Linked DNA regions of Homo sapiens: region 2 is linked to region 1. Evidence: chromatin contacts called from ENCODE Hi-C data. All regions are on one chromosome and are shown on one strand. The core of a region is the stretch at or near the end of the contact, and the rest is flanking DNA. Distances in the headings are between cores, read along the strand shown. Region 1 holds the start of AIDA (axin interactor, dorsalization associated). Region 2 holds the start of MRPL55 (mitochondrial ribosomal protein L55).

Region 1 (6,082 bases), core at 1,102-3,601:
AGATATTTCAAATGAAAAAGATAATTTGCATTCATTTCTGGATATATTAGGTAATTTTAAACTCTTGACCTCATTTTATATGTAGCCTACATGTTTACAGAATTTAAGCCAATCATTACATGTTTTCACTGAAATTTGACCCTGGCAGTTTTTATAATTTGAGGACTACTAGAATCATGAAGTTCAATGGTTAGTACTGAGGTCCAACAATGGATCTGCACATGCCTATCACCCTCACCTTCATGTTCCTAGAAATTCAAACTAAACAGCTTGCATATTCAATTTTCCTTTGTAATTTCAATTGGACATGGTATTCTTCACTTTCCATTGTGAAGTCGGCTGCCCAGTGTCAACAGCTGCTAGGTCTCACCACCTCACAAGTAAGAGATGGCTTTCTATTTCAAACTATGCAATATTAGTTAATATACAGAATGGGTATACATAGGTGCTTACTAATTGGCTACAGTATGGAAGGGTGTGTTCTCCAGTAATAAAGAAAATCTTATCATTTGTCTAATTCACTTACAGAATTACTCTCTCAGTACATCTTAAGCACTCTGTAGTAGAGACAGGATTTGGATTTTCTTTTTTAAATCCCAGATTTCAGTGGTATCAGCTTGTGACCTGAGTAATCTGTTTAACCTGAGCTTCAGTTTTCCTCATTTCGTAAAATGAGAATAATTATATTCTCACTGGGTTATTGCAAGAGCAAATGAAATCATGTGAAAGTGCAAAACAAATGCTAGTAGTTGTTACACATCGCAAAATGGCTCAGAGCACGGGTTTTTGTCAGAGCTTTTTGAAGCTACAGGCGATTCAAAGTCAGTACCTACACATTTAAATTATCTTAATAGATAAAAACAAATAACTATTGCGGGGAGACGATAAGAGTTTAGATCTTCCAAGTACCAAGCGTATATTCTTGCCAGAAATCGTTGTGTGTCGGGGGCGGATGGGGGGTGGGGGAGGCCGGGGGTATTCTACTCATACGTGGTTTCATACTCAGTGAAATCTCAAACAATAACTTGCTTTAAACAGAGAATAATTAATGGCGAGTTTGCAAACAATAGCATTTTGGCAGACAGTTCTTAAGTTCAGTAAAATGTGCAAAAACCTAAGCAAGGTTTTATGTGTATATAAATCTTGTCTTTTATTTTTTAAGACAACCCTGAAGTTTTCTGTGGAAACCAGAAAGGGCAAGAAATTGGTCTTAGGTTGCTCAAGGAAACTGGTACTCACTTGTACCCTGCGGCTATACATTATATACAGGAAAAGGAGGAGGGATCCAAGGAGGGCGTGGAGCTCCTGTGCGTGGTCCATTAATTCACATTTTGCTCTCTTCGGTTCACATCCTGCGCGGACTCCACCCAAGGCAACCGAGCGAGGGGGTGGGTGGGACTCACAGCCTACCAAATAACAGTCCCAGAAACCGAAACGAAATCGAGGTGGAATTCTGAAAACACGGCTCACCAGAAAGAGGGGTGGAGAAGGAGCGCGAGAGGAGACCCTTCTTTTGGCAGAAGAGGTATCCCTGGCCCTCGTTGCTTCCTGGGCTCCCCCCCATCCCCTCAATCGCAAACAGTTCCCTCCTTTCCTACGCATGGAAGAAGGAAGACACACACAGAGCAAGGCCACTCATCCTTGGAACGTGGGCGGAGAACACACAAGTATTCCTCAGAGAATTTCAAAAGGAAATCGAGGAAAAGCAACCTGGGAGAGGAGGAGGAAAGGAAACTGACTGCCAAGTGGGGGACCCGCGAGACGGTGGAAAGGAACTAAGCAGATAGCCTGCTGGGGCCTGCGCCCCAGGAAAGAAGGGCTACCTGTTGAATGGAACTGTCCCTGCGGAGGCGGAGAGGGAAGAAGGCGAGTCACCCCAGAGAGCGGAGCCGTTGTCCCTAGAGCAGCCTCGCTGGGGCTGGTGGCGAGGGATCTCAGCCCCAGTGCCTGCGGAGCCCCACCCTGAGAAGCCTTGGCTGCAGATACGGTGATGAGAGACACCGACAGAAACAAGGGAGAGGCGCACGACTGGAGCCGGTCTGGCCTGCTCCCGCGGTTAGTCACTCACATCTGATACTCGTCTATCGCCTCCACCAGCTGGCCCCAAGAGTCGAAGTCGGCGCCTCTCCTAAAACTGGCGCCCCAGCGCTGCAGCAGACTCCGGGTCACCTCCGACATGGCCGGTCCCCACCCCGTCCCCTCCCGCCCCTACCCCAGCAAGGCCGGGTTCTAGGGCGCCATCCTCCCCCGGCCTGGCCCCGACATTAACAGGGCCAGGAGGAACCGCTACGGCCACCACCGCCACCCGCCGAGGAGCCGCCCAAGCCCATTTGCCGCCACAGCCAAACTTTGCGGCTCCAAAGCGACCGCCCCGCCGAGACCCCGCCCCCGAGGCCCCGCCCCGGGTTAGGTTGAGGCCGCCCCACTGCGCCGAGGGCCGCCATCGCTATTGCGGCATTCTCCCTCGGCTCCGGAGGTAGGGGCAACTCTTCTCTTCCTGTCTGGGAAAAAGACCATAGCTCAAAAGGAAGGCCGAGGGAGAAGTTAGAAAGGGATGATGAACGAAGCGTTTTGAGGGGACTGCAACGCCGCGGCAATACCCGCCCCTGAGCTGCGCGCACTACCGCCTCGGTAGCTATCATGGCCGCCGGGTCACGTGACTCCGGCTTGGCGCCGTCCTGGTTTTCCGTCACCCTGGTTCTGTAGTCTCGGTTCTCCGACTCCCTCTTTTTCTCGCTTGTGGACTCCGATATATTGCCCTTCTTCCCTTAGAAGAACTGCTGAACCGACTCTGAGAAATTTGGTAAGTATGTCAGAGGATGGGTGTTTCTCAGTAATATCCCCCGCTACTTCCCCGGAGTCTCAAGCAATAGGATCACCCCCTTTTACATTAGTCTCCATAGACCCCTGGACAGTGGACCAAAAGTCTCCTTCTAGTGCCTTGAAACAAACGACAGAAAGAAAATCCATATTGGTCACCACAAATCAGTGGCATTAACAGCTAGATCCGCTGAATCCCCTTGCCCCGCATCTCCATTGGTCATTGGAGAGCTTATAATACAAGCTAAACTGGGGTTCGTTCGGCCGTTGTCTGGCCACCTCTCCCGGGTTGACAGTATCGGCTTTCCACAAAAATGCCTGTTTGGAAAGAGGGGAACTCAAGTGTTGGCGCGTGCGCACGGTCGCCGCCCGCTGCCTCGAACGGGACTGGGCACGGGAGGAAGAGGCTGGGTGGTAAACAGGAAGTGGGCGCTCAGAGCTCGGGGGCGGCGCTCAGGTAGGTTCCTCTGGGGACTCGGGGCTTCCGGGGTGGGGGTCCCTTGTTAGGAGCGGGAGTCCTCTTGTGGAAGTGTGTTAGCTTACAGCTTCGATCCGAATGTTGTATTGGTGGCTCTAAAGGCACCCTTGTCCCTGCGGGTGGGTGTGTCGTTCTTCTATCCCACCCTAGGAACTCCCGAAAACTGAAGACCGCCGGGTCGCAGAAGGGGAGAAGATGGGGCAGGGGCAGAAACCCTCTTCTTTCCTGAAGTAAAGATTCGCAAAACTTCAGACATTTTCATCCAGGAAGTAGGAGGCCGCATTAAAAGAAGTATTTGTGGAAGATTTCGCAGCCTCAAGTGCTGAGTGTGATATTATTTGTAGGCACATAGATGCTGTATTAGGCTATCGGAATTTATATGGAAGATGTGTAGAAGATGATATTTTCTGAAATAACTCGTTAAATGTTTTGAGTCCTAAATAAACCTGCTCAGTTTTTCGTTGGGTACACACTGTATTCTCTATTCATTAAGTATGTGGTGCTCCTCAAAACCAGCTTTGTCATGAATAAATAGCATAAAGGAAGCACTTAATGTAGGCATTTCATACACTGTACAGCCACCATTATTTTCTAATACTAGGAAAAGTCGATTGTCAGAATTTTTTAGTGCCTTCAAATTAAATGAACCTTATCAGAATTTTTTCTCAGTTACTTCCTGGAATCTAATTGCCATGTTTAGGTCTTCGCCTGGGCTTTCTCCTTATTATCTGCTGCACTACCTACCCAAGGACATTTAGACAAGACATGCTGCTTTTTTTTTTTTTTTTTTTTGAGACGGAGTCTCCCTCTGTCGCCCAGGCTGGAGTGCAGTGGTGCCATCTCGGCTCACTGCAAGCTCCGCCTCCTGGGTTCTCCTGCCTCAGCCTCCCAAGTAGCTGGGACTACAGGCGACCGCCACCATGCCCGGCTAATTTTTTTTTTGTACTTTTAGTAGAGTCACCGTGTTAGCCAGGATGGTCTCGATCTCCTGACCTTGTGATCTGCCCGCCTCGGCCTCCCAAAGTGCTGGGATTACAGGCGTGAGCCACCGCGCGTTTTTTTTTTTTTAAGTAGAAGGCATGGAACTTAATTTTTTTTTTAAGTTGGCATCTCACTTAGGTGGTGTTCCAAGTTTTTGTTTTTTGTTTTTTTTTTCCTTTTTCCTTTTTTGAGATAGGATCTTGCCCTGTCGCCCAGGCTGGAGTGCCATGGGGAGATCAGGGCTCACTGCAGCCTACGTCTCCTGGACTCAGGGGATCCTCCCTCCTCAGTCTTCCCAGTAGCTAGAACCACAGGCGTGGCTACCATCCCCGGCTGATTTTTGTAGAGACCGGGTCTCACCATGTTGCCCAAGCTAGTCTCAAATTCCTGAGCTCAAGCGATCCACCCACCTCGGCCTTCCAAACTGCTGAGATTACAGGCATGAGCCACCATGCCCAGCCCAATGTTTTCATTTTATAATAGAATTTATTGATCAAGTATTGTATTACATTTTTATTTTAAAAATATTCTTTAGGTATTTTTTGGAAAGTACATTTTATTGTAGAACACATGCTATAACCAATCCACTGTTGTCAGCAATATGTCGGAAATACAGCAGTTAACTTAAAACGTATTACAAGTAGCCTTAGCGATATAATCAGGGTTACCATTTGAACCCGTTTTGGAAATTACGTTCATCTGGTCCTGTGCCCTTTTTACTTGCAGTTGTCCAACCAAAATCTAGTACTTTGCTATTCAAAAGTGTCTGGGGACCAGCAGCATCAGCATCTCAGGTCCTGCCCCAGGCTATTGAATTAGAGCCTGCATTGGACAAAACCACCCACCCCCAGGTGATTTTTATGTATATTACAGTTTAAACATTACTGCTCCTATATATGTATGTTAACATTGAAGTTATTGTGGGCAGATTTTCAAATGCTCTTCTGCTTTTTTTTATAGGCCTGATCTGAACATAGACCACCATAAATAGACAAAACATAACCTGAGGCCGGGCGCGGTGGCTCACGCCTGTAATCCCAACACTTTGGGAGGCCAAGGCGGGTGGATCACTTGAGGTCAAGAGTTTGAGACCAGCCTGGCCAACATGGTGAAACCCCGTCTCTACTAAAAAAATAACAAAATTTAGCCAGGCTAATTTTCGAATTAAATTTTTATACTATTGAAATAAATTGTTATGCTATTTACCTTGTTTATTAAATATTTTATATTTAATTTTTGTATATTTTTTACTTTTTTGTCTATAGAAAACATCTGGAGAAAATGACCCATTGGTTTCATAGGAACCCATTAAAAGCCACAGCTCCTGTGTCTTTTAATTACTATGGTGTAGTCACTGGCCCTTCTGCTTCAAAAATATGCAAGTAAGTTTATTGATTGAACCACTCTTAGATGCAAGGTACTTTTTTTGGTTCCATGGCAATACAGAAATATGTAACACACTGTTTCTAAGTTTGTTATAAATTTATAAATGACATTTAAGAGTTAAATCATAGATTATTTAAATTTGGCAGTCTTCTACGCCTGGATCCTTAATTTTAGATCAGTAAATGAGTCCCAGAGAGGCTAAAGCAATCACAGTAAAACAGTTAATCTGTATATTACAACAGTACAAGGGACTCTACAAAGTAGTGTATGGACATTTTTATTTTTTATTTTTATTTTTATTTTTATTTTTTGAGATGGAGTTTCACTCTTGTCGCCCAGGCTGGAGTGCAATGGCTTGATCTCGGCTTACTGCAACCTCCGCCTCCTGGGTTCAAGCAATTCTTTTGCCTCAGCCTC
Region 2 (6,082 bases), core at 143-2,642, 5.4 Mb after region 1:
GCTGCAGCAGAGTGCCAACATGACTGAGGCTGGCTGTGATTGGGCACTGCCGGGCCACAGGAGACATTACCAGAGCTGGTGACCCGTGCCGGGGCAGGATGAGCCTCGGGGCTTCCTCAGGAGCCACAGGCTGTGGTCAGAGGCGTTCTGGCCCCCTAGCCAGGAAGAGGCTGCCAGGCTGAGCAAGGGCACAAAGCTTCCAGCACAGGGGACAGTGGACAATAGCAAGGACTAGGGAGGATTAGAATGGCGGTTTCCTGCTGAAGAGAGGGGTTCCCTGGGGTGGCCCCTGACAGTAATCCCCAGGGACCTAAAAGTCCATGCTTACCCAAGCAGGCTGCCCACGGCCGCCATTCCTCCTTACAGCCCCAGTGGCACGTGGAGGTGGTCAGTACAGGCCCTGGCGTGCAACCTGCTAGGCAGAGAATGAAGAGATCTTTTTTAAAAGGAAGGTTCTTCCACCTAATGGTTTCTTATCAAATCCCAGCCCAGGATGCTTCCAAGACACATGTAATCACCACGCCACTCACCAACCTCTCCCAGCAACCCTTGGACTTCTCAGAACCGCCTGTAGAGGTTTTTCCAAAAGCAGAAGTTGGTCACTACTCCCAAAGATTCTGAGTCAGCCTGCGGCAGGGCCCAGGCTGTCTGTTCTGGCCGTTACCGAGTCTGCGAAACCTCTCTGAATGGACTGCAGCCTCAAAAGTGGAGCTGAGGTCATGCCTTGCTTTCTAAGGTCATTGCTAGTTTTAATAAAAACTCAGTGAAGTGAGGATTGTCATGCTTGCTTAAAGGAGAATGGAGGCCCAGGGCTGCTTTGCTGTGACCTGGATTCCCATGGGAGTCTGTGCTGAGGTGTGCGAAGTAAAAGCCCAGTTTTCAATACTCAGATTCCAGGAGATGAGGCTGCACAGAGGCCGAGCGCCCAGCTTCCTCTGGCGTACCCCTGTCTCTCACCAAGGAAGGGACCTGAAGACAGGTCCGGCTGCCTCTAAAATGGAAATCCTGCTACGTGTCCTATGCCCACATCCCTCTCCCTCGGCCTCACCAGCACAGGAGCCTGGGGCTGGTCCAGGAGGGTCTTCGGGGAAAGCTCCCTCTCCTTTCCTGCTAGACTGCATGGGGACAAGGGCTTATCACAGGTGCAGCCCCCTGTCCCCTTCCCTGCCTCCCTCCCTCCCGACTCCACCGGGAGGGTACAGCGCCTCCCGCCTCTGTTCCCGGCCCACACGAGGCGCCAACCTGCGGCCGCCACAGTCGCTGCGGAGGGGTCTGAGGACAGGCGGTCCTGACTCCCGCTGCCCGGTGGAACTAAGACCAGGGACGAGGCCACGCAGGAGATCAAGGTACTCACTGCGTTGGGTGCTGCTGCGCTGCAGCCCACGACGTCACTGGCAGGCGCTGCGTCGCGCGGTATGACGTGTTCCATGGCAGGGAGAGGCAAGAGTGGGCGGTGAGACACGAAGATATACGCCCCTGTTGGGCGGGGCCGGCGCGGCGTGATGTAATCTCGGGGGCGGGACGAAGCCTAGGTGGGCGGGGCCTGCGGGGGCGCTGTGGCGGTACAAGAACCCAGGCGGGGCCGGCGAGCAGGTGACCTCCGTCCCTACCGGGAGGACCAGGGCGGGCCGGCGAGGTCGAGGGGGACCCGCGGGTCTGAGGGAGGACGGAGTGGGGGAGTGCTGAGGGAGGACCCGGGGTGGGGAGCTGAGGGAGGATCCGCAGGGCTGAGGGAGGATCCAGGAGAGCTGATAGAGGTCCCGGAGGGCTGAGGGAGGACCCAGGGGTCCTGAGGGAGGACGCAGGGGGCTGAGGGAAGACGCAGGGGGGCTGAGGGAGGATCCTCGGAGCTGAAGGGGCATCAGCTGGGCTGAGGGAGGACCCAGGGGGACTGCGGGAGCACCCGGGCGGGGGCTGAGGGAAGGAGGATCCGCGGGGCTGAGTGGGCACCAGCTGGGCTGAGGGAGGATCCAGGGGGAGCTGCGGAAGGATCTGCGGGGCTGAGAGAGGATCTAGAAGGGGTGAGAGAGGTCCCAGGAGGCTAAGGGGGGAATCTGCAGAACTGAGGGAGGTCCCAGGGGGCAGTGAGGGAGGATCCATGGGCGCTGAGGTGGGAATCTAGGGAGGCTGAGGGAGGATCTGTGGGGATGACGGAAGTTCAAGGGGGGCTGAAGAGGCACGCAGCGGGCTGAGGAGGACCTGAGAGGCTGAAGGAGGATCCGAAAGGCTGATACAGCGGGGCTGAGGGGGGATCCGCGGGGTTGGCGGGGGCTGAGAAATGACCCTGTAGTTCACAGCAAAATGGAGTAATTTATGTCACAACGTAACCAAAATGGAGTGGGGAGGGCCCTAAGGAAGCAGCTGTCACGCATTTCTGAAATGCCAGAGAGGCTCGCTATTACCTTGTAAACAGAGCTTATTCCGGGCATTTCCACTGGCCTGCAGTATTCCAGATGAGATGTTTGGACCAGGGCAGGCAGATAGCATCGCCTATCTGCCTCAGCGAACCAGGGTCACTTTGTGCAATGAGTTCATGAGACCAGGGCCTTTGTTTTGTGAAAGTTACAAATAAGGAGTGAAATCACTTTGTCAGGCCCAGACAAACAGGGCTGGGAAGAACAGGAGGCTCAGGCTTAGTGTCTGAGATAAGAATTATTCGCAAGGACTTTCTAAAAACCCCACAAGAAACCCTTTTGTGTCATTCACGGGTCTCCTACTTTGACAAAATTTAGACCATCTTTAGGACTGCAGTAATTCAGTTAAGATGCTCGGAATAAACACTTGCCCAGTAATGGCAGCGCCACCAATGAACTGAGGACAACTTTGAGCTTTGGCGTTGGGCCCCTGGAACCAATGAACTCTTTCTAAGCAGCTTCTGTGAACCGCTCCCTTTTCGCTGATAAAAGTTCCCTTTTCACTGATAAAAAGTTCCCTTTACCCTTCCCTCACTGGGAATGCTGGTGGCTTGCTGCTGTTGATGAAAAGAGTCAAACTTTGTAAAATATTTTAAGAGATATATTCTGAGCCAAATATGAGTAACCATGGCCTGTGACACAGCCCTCAGGACAGAGGTCCTGAGAACATGTTCCCAAGGTGGTTGGGGTGCAGCTTGGTTTTATACATTTTAGGGAGGCATGAGACATCAATCAAATACATTTAAAACCTACATTGGTTTGGTTCAGAAAGGCAGGACAACTCGAAGCAGGGGTCAAGGGTGCTGGCTTCCAGCTTATAGGTAGATTGAAAAATTTTCTGTTTGACAATTGGTTGAATTTACCTGAAGACCTGGGATTAACAGAAAGGAATGTCTGGGTTAAGATAAAAGATTGTGGGTGGGGTGCAGTGGCTCACACCTGTAATCCCAGCACTTTGGGAGGCTAAGGCAGGCGGATCACGAGGTCAGGAGTTCGAGACCAGCCTGACCAACATGGTGAAACCTCCTCTCTACTAAAAATACAAAAATTAGCTGGGCGTGGTGGTGTGTGCCTGTAATCCCAGTTACTCAGGAGGCTGAGGCAGAAGAATCACTTCAGCCCAGGAGGCGGAGGTTGAAGTGAGCCGAGATTGCGCCACTGCACTCCAGCTTAGGCAATAGAGTGAGACTCCATCTAAAAAAAAAAAAAAAGGAAAGAAAAAAAAATATATATATATATGATTGTGGAGACCAAAGTTCTTATTTGCAGATGAAGCCTTCAGGTATTAGGCTTCAGAGAGAATAGGTTGTAAAATGTTTATCGGACTTAAAGTCTATGTTGATGTTAATGCCAGAGAGGTATAATGAGGCATGTCTGACCCCCACTTCTTATGGCCTGAACCAGTCTTTGAGGTTAAATTTTAAGAGTTCCAGGCCAGGCACAGTGGCTGACACCTGTAATCCCAACACTTTGGGAGGCAGAGGTGGGCGAATCACTTCAGGTCAGGAGTTCGAGACCAGCCTGGCCAACATGGTGAAACCCGGTCTCCACTAAAAAATATACAAAAATTAGCCAGGCATGGTGGTGCGCACCTGTAATCCCAGCTACTCAGGAGGCTGAGGCAGGAGAATCACTTGAACCTGGGAGGCAGAGGTTGCAGTGAGCAGAGATCGCACCACTGCACTCCAGCCTGGGTGACAGAGCAAGACTCCGTCAAAAAAAAAAAATTTTTTTTAAGAGTTCCCTGGCCGAGGAGGAAGTCCATTTAGATGGCTGGGGAGCCTTATAAATTTATTTTTTATTTTTGGTTTACACTTGATAAAAACTTCAGCCGAATTAAATTTAAAGTTTAATTGAGCAATGAATGATTCACGAATCACGCAGCCCCCAGAATCACAGCAGATTCACAGAGACTCCAGCACAGCCACGTGGTGGAAGATTCGTAGACAAAAAAAGGTAAATGATGTACAGAAATTGAAAGTAAAGTACAAAACAGCTGGATTGGTTTCAGGTTGGTGTTTGCCGTATTTGAACACAGTTTGAACGCTCAGCAGTATATGAATAGTTGAAGTGCAGCCTCTGGGATTGGCCAAGACGCAGCTATTGTTACAGTTGCATACTCCTGTTAGGTTTTCAATCTATCTACCTATTAAGCTAGGTTGCAGTTCATCCACAAGGACTCAAATATAAAAATATGAAGTCCTTCTCAGGCCATATTTAGTTTGCTTCAGCAACTACCCTCTTTTGGTCATTTTCTCAATTTTGAGAGATTGACCAAAACTTTAGTTGTTGTCACTATCACCATAGTAAATGTACTTATTTGCTCCTGAAATCCAGTGGGAAACAGTAGAACAATGAGTTTTCCAAAGGTAGGAACAAAGACTGAGTAGAGGGTACCTCTTTATGCTGGAACATCCTGTTTACAGGAGAAAAAACCTGGTCTGTTCTAGGATTTATATGTATCCTTAGTTTGATTATGTCACATTTAGCATGAGTGACTCCATTTTAGTTTGGTTTGTCCTGTTGGGACCTAGTGCATGAGCTTAGTCCAAAACAATGGCCTCCCATAATTGTGTTTTTTAAAAAATTCCCCCTTTTTGGTCAGGTTCTTACTTAGGTGAGAGTGTGACCAAAACTTGGGGCCTTAGCACCACTCTCTGTTACCATCATTTTGTGTTTCTGGTGTCAGCACATCGTTCATAGGTTATGGTATCCTCATGGTCACATATTTCTTTCAGCTCTTTCATTCCAGTTGAAGAGAGACCATTTGACGTTCTAGAGATAGCTGTGTGCAATCATTTAAAATCTTTGAGAGAATACAGTGCACCAGGGAGACTATTATTATGCCTATTGGGAGCATAATACCAAGAGTTTGGAGTATGCTCCTTACCCAGGGTCCCCATAAACCAAACCACCTAAAATTAAATAGATTAAAGAATGAGTGAGATGAAGGGTCTACTTGCTTGACTAAGTGATCTTTTCATTAATCTTCTACAACTGAATTTTTATAATCTACATTTAATGTATTCCTCCATAGGCCACAGCTGCCAGCAGCTGCACAGGTACTTTTCTATTTAACTAATTCTATTATTTAGCATAACTTTCACAAGAGAATTTAAAGTCTGTTGTGTAACGATAGTCTTTACAGTAGAATCTGCTAGAAAGCCTATTATGAGGGATATATTTCTAGTTATTGCCTATTTTATTCTAAACGATGGAAAAAGGACCTAACAAATGATGTCCTTTTAGAAAAGTGAAGGCCCCCTGACAATGTTCTCTTTAACCCATGATGTGGGTTAAGAGGAGTTTTTACTGATTATGAGGAAATATATGTACAATTAAAGTTTTTCACCTACATTGGGCCTTCGTCTTGTCTTTATCAAAGTATAAGTTTATTCATGTATAAGGCTGGCTACAAAATCCTTCACAAATAAAAGTATACCTTATAACTGAACATAATAGAACCCCTTTTCATTTCTATTATTCATAGAGGCATAAACAAGGAAAAAAATATTCAAAGATAAGAGTCTCATTATAGAAGCCTTGATCCATGATCATGGGAAAAGCTGTTCACATCAAGGATGCCATCTTCTTCTGGGAAGAAACTTTCTGGGTTAGTTTTACCTTAAGGATTCCAATGGGTGTACAGTTCCAAGAGTGTAGAGGGA

What was found. Hi-C counts contacts between places; a loop is a spot of excess contacts on that map. Pooled maps may share reads with other maps.
Region 2: a loop to region 1 is called in a map of naive thymus-derived CD4-positive, alpha-beta T cell, with 9 times the contacts of the local background. The contact joins the promoter of MRPL55 here to the promoter of AIDA in region 1. A Hi-C loop is called at or near these places in 2 of 168 maps with a recorded cell type or tissue (naive thymus-derived CD4-positive, alpha-beta T cell and vagina) and 3 of 50 pooled maps.

What each region holds. Positions count from the first base shown.
Region 1 is chr1:222,710,140-222,716,221 of GRCh38, forward strand. It overlaps AIDA (axin interactor, dorsalization associated), which reads right to left and starts at 2,352. Exons shown (of 10, transcript NM_022831.4): 1 at 2,069-2,352. The coding sequence starts at 2,178. BROX (BRO1 domain and CAAX motif containing) reads left to right here and starts at 2,425. Exons shown (of 13, transcript NM_144695.4): 1 at 2,425-2,803; 2 at 5,545-5,661. The coding sequence starts at 5,561. RefSeq lists enhancers at 2,120-3,034, 3,403-3,622 and a silencer at 2,233-2,452.
Region 2 is chr1:228,107,907-228,113,988 of GRCh38, forward strand. It overlaps MRPL55 (mitochondrial ribosomal protein L55), which reads right to left and starts at 1,393. Exons shown (of 5, transcript NM_181463.3): 1 at 1,243-1,393; 2 at 1,049-1,115; 3 at 329-412. The coding sequence starts at 354. RefSeq lists enhancers at 1-326, 327-1,040, 1,309-1,478 and a silencer at 1,749-1,838.